Linked DNA regions of Homo sapiens: region 2 is linked to region 1. Evidence: read pairs that join two places in POLR2A ChIA-PET (ENCODE). Cell type or tissue: Caco-2. All regions are shown on one strand. Links, peaks and the distances in the headings refer to the core of each region. The heading gives the core; the rest is flanking DNA. Region 1 overlaps NF1 (neurofibromin 1). Region 2 overlaps RAB11FIP4 (RAB11 family interacting protein 4).

Evidence for each region. ChIA-PET counts read pairs that join two places held together with the same protein. Peaks named below come from ENCODE experiments on the same cell type or tissue, not always from the same donor. Only the 100,000 strongest peaks of a DNase experiment are listed, where the experiment ranks them.
Region 2: POLR2A ChIA-PET joins it to region 1 with 5 read pairs; 2 of 35 experiments call an interaction of 5 or more read pairs at or near these places.

What each region holds. Positions count from the first base shown.
Region 1 is chr17:31,365,290-31,368,194 of GRCh38, forward strand. The region is part of intron 57 of NF1 (neurofibromin 1); the gene reads left to right. Among named protein-coding and RNA genes, the nearest start is that of RAB11FIP4, 25 kb to the right of the region's middle. In Caco-2, for the core only: no CTCF peak of the experiment used is centred there; no DNase peak of the experiment used is centred there.
Region 2 is chr17:31,486,343-31,489,247 of GRCh38, forward strand. All of the region lies in intron 3 of RAB11FIP4 (RAB11 family interacting protein 4), which reads left to right. Among named protein-coding and RNA genes, the nearest start is that of MIR4724, 47 kb to the right of the region's middle. RefSeq lists silencers at 1,298-2,037, 2,128-2,177 and an enhancer at 2,598-2,667. In Caco-2, for the core only: no CTCF peak of the experiment used is centred there; DNase peaks (open chromatin) are centred at 1,519 and 2,076; H3K4me3 peaks cover 1,714 bases.

The DNA.
Region 1 (2,905 bases), core at 298-2,797:
AAAAAAAAGAAGGAAAGAAAGAAAATGAATTAATAGGATCCATTTCCAAAGCATTAAAATTTAATATATACTTTATCAGGGTCTTCTGATATTCTTCAGAGGAGAATTGTTGTAAGTTAATTCAATAAACATTTGAATACCTGTTTTGTAGGTGTATGTTAAGTATGTATTAGAATCCTTGATCACCAGAGACTTGACGGTTTTTGCCTTGAAAGTTATTTCCTTCCGATCCATGTTGTTTAACAAATTCTAAGTGTGCACTATTTTTTTTATTTTAAATACAAGATTAATACTATAGTGCACTGTAGAAAATACCAAAATTCCAGATATTTATCCTACATATATGTATTGTTTACTATATGCAAGGGGCTCTTAGACCCCAGGGGAGCAGAGGGGCTGCCAGGGCATGATACCTGCCTTCAATATATTTCAGATCAGAACGGGCAGTAGAATGTACATAGATAACTATTTTGACCTCTATTGTGATACCTGTCATGTTGTACCTTGTACTATATAGTATTCTGATAGTTCAAAGGGACATTTGTGTGGAAGGATCATGTAATAATTATGGCAAAAGTTTTATAACACATTTTTCACCTCAAAAATGTTTTTAAACAAAACAAGTAAATTCGTGATCTATTTAATTTTTTTTTTTTTTTTTTTGAGATGGAGTCTTGCTCTGTCACCCAGGCTGGAGTGCAGTGGCACGATCTCAGCTCACTGCAACCTCCGCCTCCCAGGTTCAAGCAATTCTCCTGCTTCACCCTGCTGAGTAGCTGGCACTACAGGCACCCACTACCATGCCTGGCTAATTTTTGTATTTTTAGTGGAGACAGGGTTTCACCATATTGGCCATGCTGGTCTCGAACTCCTGACCTTGTGATCCTCCCACCTCCACCTCCCAAAGTGCTGGGAATTACAGGCATGAGCCACCGCACCTGGCCTAAAATTTTTTTTTACTAGGAAAAAGGCTTTAACTTTTTTTTGTTTGATCAGCTCATTTTACTGTTAGTATTGGTGCGTGAATTTTTTAGAACAAAGACATACTTAGTTCATCGTTACTTTAGACTCCCTTCTTCCATTTTTATTTCTGGCCTTGGTCCAAGCCTACCAGTCATTCTCTCACTTTGCTTCTGTAATGTAGACCTTCTTCCTGAGAAGCTGGCTAGATCAGGTAGTGATCATAACATTCCTAAACCAATAGTGCTGATAGCTCTGTGTACGGAGGGATATTTCATCTAAACCATTGCTCTAAACTTAGACTTGGCTCTGAGTCAGTAATACTTCTGTTTACTAGGTTTGAAATATCTCCCTCTTAGCTGGGCACAGTGGCACATGCTTGTGGTCCCAGCTACTAGGGAGGCTGAGGTGGGAGGATTGCTTGAGCCCAAGAGTTCAAGTCTGGCCTGGGCAACATCATGAGACCCTCGTCTTTTAAAAGAAGGAAAAGAAATATCTCCCTTTTAGAAGAAACCTAGAAGTCTCTATTTTGAGGCCACTTAAGATCTCTGAAATGATTTTAATGTTTTAGAGAATTGTTTATGGTATTACCTGACCTTTTTTTCTTGATTTGTTTTCTTTTTCTTTGTTATTATCCTATGTTTAAGGGAGAAAAATAATTTTAAATTGAGCGATTTCTTGGTATAATTCTTGCTAATTTTTAAATCTAATTTTTAGCTTAATTCTTAATTTAAACTAAAATTCTTAATTTTAATATAAGTGGTAAAAAAATACATCTACAAAGTTGTAAGTTCTCTCATTTATTTACCAACTGTAATATTTAGGAAATTAATGGTCAGAATTCAATAATTAAAACCAGATTCCTTCTGAAAACCAAGGAACATTATAATTATCTAGTATCTAATTGTATTTCACCCTTTTTTAAATCTTATGAACATCACTTACTTGCTTTTTTTTCTTCCATTCTTTGTAAAGCTTCTCTGCCTTGCTCTAAATCAGCAGTTTTCATGCAGCTGTTCCCTCATCAAGGTACTCTTTATTTTCATCATCTTTGCACGAAAATACTGCTTACCCCACACTCATCCTGGGCACATAGCATGAGACTTTACTCACCGGTCCCTGTAAGCTCAGTCTGCCTTAGGCACTTTAGGAACTTGTAAAGCCACCACTTTATAAGGTCTTGGTACTTAACAGGAATTGCACGGCCAGTGTGTGGCCTGTCTTGTTTAAGGAGCTGCTAATACCCACCCAGAACAATGAAGATGCAATCCCATACCTGGACTAACAAAGGCAGGTTAATAAGAAACTCAAGAGAGAGTTAATAGAGAAAGAGCAGAATACGTGGTTTGATGAAGTTTTTTTAGCTTAGAAAATAACTTGTTTTCCCCAAATAGAAAGCCAACCCCAGTGTTTCCTCAGAAATTAAAGCTGGCTGTCTATTCAATCACCTGTGGTTAAAAAAAGGAATATGGCCAGGTGCGATGGCTCACGCCTATAATCACAGCACTTTGGGAGGCCAAGGTGGGCGGATCACTTGAGTCCAGGAGTTGAAAACCAGCCTGGGTAACGTGGCAAAACCCTCTTTCTACAAAAAATACAAAAAGCTATTCACAGGACTGAGGTGGGGAGGTTGAGGCTTTGGTGAGCTGAGATCGCACCACCGCACTCCAGCCTGAGTGACAGAGCAATACTCTGTCTCACAAAAAAATTAAAAAAAAAAAATATATGGTCATTAGTTAGCTATAAGGACTAAGATGAAAAAATTTGACACATTTATGTCTAATTTATAAAAGATGCCTTTTCTTTTATTCACCTGTAATTAATATACAAAAAGATTACACCTAAACAGAAAAAGAAGTGCTAGCAGTTGGTGAACGTCATTTTTAAAAATTCTTTTTTCTTTTTGAGACGGAGTCTCTCTCTGTTGCCCAGGCTGGAGTACAGT
Region 2 (2,905 bases), core at 201-2,700, 120 kb after region 1:
TGATCCTCTTCAGCCTCCCAAGTAGCTGGGACTACAGGTACGTGCCACCACACCTGCCTAATGTTTTTATTTCTAATTTTTTGGTAGGGATGGGGTCTTGCTGTGTTGTCCAATCTGGCCTCAAATACCTTGCTGTGTTGTCCAAGCTGGCCTCAAATACCTAGCCACAAGTAACCCTCCTGCTTTGGCCTCTCATAGGCACTGGGATTACAGGCATGAGCCGCCACATCCAACCAACATGTGTGTTCTATATGATACACCACAGTGCTCCTGTGTGTTAGAGACTGTGGGAGCGGACCCAAACAAGAGAAACAGTCTGGCCTCTGCACATATATCTCTGAACAGCAAGGCATACTTTCCGAGGAGAGGGCTGGGGCAGTGGAGTTTCTCTTGGGGCCACAGCTCTAGCTCCTCTCTTAGGTGGCTCTGGCCAGGAGGCCCTCCTGTACCTAATGCTGTCCCATTTGGAAAGTCCCCAGCAGTTCTGGGAGCTCCAGCGGCTGCTTTGCCTCAGAGACAAGCCCTGGTAAACATAGGGGCCGCTGCGAATTTACTGGCAGGAGAGACTGAGAAGGAAGTTGACAGCCAAGAGGCAGAGAAGTGGGCAAAGCTGGTGCGTGTGTGCATGTGTGTGTGTGCATGTGTGGGTGTGGGTGGGTGTGTAGGGTGGTGCAGGACCAAAGCACCCAGATGCCCCACTGGTCCTGCCCGTACCAAAGTGCCGTTGCCACTTTGTTGGCCAGTGAAGACTCAGGGAAGGCAAAGGTGGCTTTGAGCCAGACAGGAAGATAAATCTCTCCCCTCACTCAAGTTATATAGTGCAACAGCAGGTCAAAGGGCAACCACATTTGCAATATTTGCCGCTTTACATTCATCTCATTTTTGTCTTTTTAAAGTCCAGGGCATGGTTAAGAGTGATGGGGGGATGGGGAGTACATTTTTAAACATTTAATTTTTTGTAGAGACGAGATGTCGCTATGTTGCCCAGGCTGGTCTCAAACTCCTGGCCTCAAAGATCCTCCGCCTCGGCCACTTTGTCTGAGCCACTGTGCCCGGCCTGAGGACACATGTTTGACATAAATAGTATTTACTAGCATTCAACAGGAAGGGTCCTCTCCTTTTTTTTTTTGGTTCTTTAGTTCTCGTTGCCGCTTGGTTCTTTGTGTTCCTGGGCTGGTTATGGAGATGGTTCCGACTTCACATGAAAAGGCTGGAAAAGTTGTGGGTAGGACTCTGGATGAAAGTCAGCCTAGGCGCCCCCGGACTCATTAGGGGGTGGAGGCGGCGGCGGACCGTGTGGGGCGGGGTGCGCAGTGTGAGCCGGGGAGCGCCGGCCGGAATCTCACAGTGCGGTGACAAAAAACCGTGAGGGTGGCGCAGAACGGGCAAGAGACTACAGCGCCTACCTGGCAGGGGCGCGAGCTCACACGCCGACTCCTGGAGTCCCAGCCAGGGCTGCCCTGAGCTGGGCGCGCCCAGGCGAGCTCCACCTCCGGAGGCGGGGCCGGCCGCGCGGCCATTGGTCGGCGCCCTGGAGCCACCTGCCCCTACCTTGGGGGCGGGGTTACCTGGGCCCCGCCCCGCGGCTCGGGTTCCGGGGCCGCGTCCCTGTCCTCCGCCCCCGCCCCCGCCCCGCCCCGGCGCGAGGCCCCGCCCCCGAGTCCCGGGGCCCAGGCGCCTCGTGATGTCACCGCAGCTTGATACAAAGAGCCCTTCGGCCCACGCGGGTCTCCCGGCAACGGGCGGGGGCGGGGCCGCGCCTTCCACTGGTGCCCAGAAGTGCGAGCGGCAGCGGCGCGGCCGCGATTGTTCCTGCGCTTCGGGGCTGCCCGCCGCGTCCCCGCGCGCCGCCGACCCGCGCCCGCTGGCTTCCGCGCCTCTGCCGGGGAGCGGCCCGCGGATGCGCACCCCGCCAGCTCTCGGGAGCCAGGTAAGCGGCGGCCCCGGGGCTGGCGCTCGCAGGGCTCCGGCGGCGCGCACCTGGCTCGGCCCGGCCCGCGGCCCCGGGAAGTTGGCGGAGAGCGGACTTGGCCTGGGAGGTCGTGTTACCTGAGCCATCTCGTTCGGCCGCGAGTAGAAGCCGCTGCCAGGTGCGCGGGTGGCGGCTCCTTCCCCAGCGCAGTTCCAGGAAGTGCTTTTAGTGGACTAGGAAGGGGGCTCGTCTGCTGGGGCGCCTCCCTGGGGACCCGACGGCGGGCCCCACCTCCGGCCGCAGCGCCCCTGCCCTCCTGCCCTTGCGGGATCGGCGTGGTACCCAGCGCCGTACCCTTGGGCCGGGTCCCCGAGGGGGCTGAGCGCCGCGAAGTTTTTCTGTAGCTCTTGGCGGCTGCACAGAGCCTGTTTCCTGGCTTCCCCCGTCCCTCTGGGATGGTGGAGGTGGGGAGTCCTCGGGGCCAGCCCAGGTCGTGGTGTGGGGCCGGGGCCCTGCCTCTCCCCAGCCGAGAAGCTGCAGTGGTGGGAGGTGTGTTGTGGCCCTTGAGGCGGCCGGTCTGGCCCGGTGGTGGGAGCTGTTGGCACAGCCGCTTCTCTGTGCGGGCGACAAGTGTCTCCAAGGTCCTGGCGGCGCAGTCTCTGGAGAGCGTGTCTGTGCTGTGGGGAACTGGGTTCCGACACAGCCCCGCACCCTACTCCTCGCCCATGCAAACTCTCCAGTGCCTTCTCTTTCCCTTTTCCCTCACCCTGCTCTCCCACAGAGGGCTGGAAATGACACCTCACTCGCCCCGAGGGCCATGCCAGTTTTCCTTGACTGACCGATTTTCTCAAAGCAATGTGAGAGGTCTGGGTCCTGTCTCTGCACTTAGCCTCCACCAGGTCTTGGAGTGGCAGCACCCTGGGCTGGTTCCTGGTGATCCACCAAACTTCTGCCCTGCCCTGCCAGAGCAGGAGGCAGGTGGCATTGGCTTGG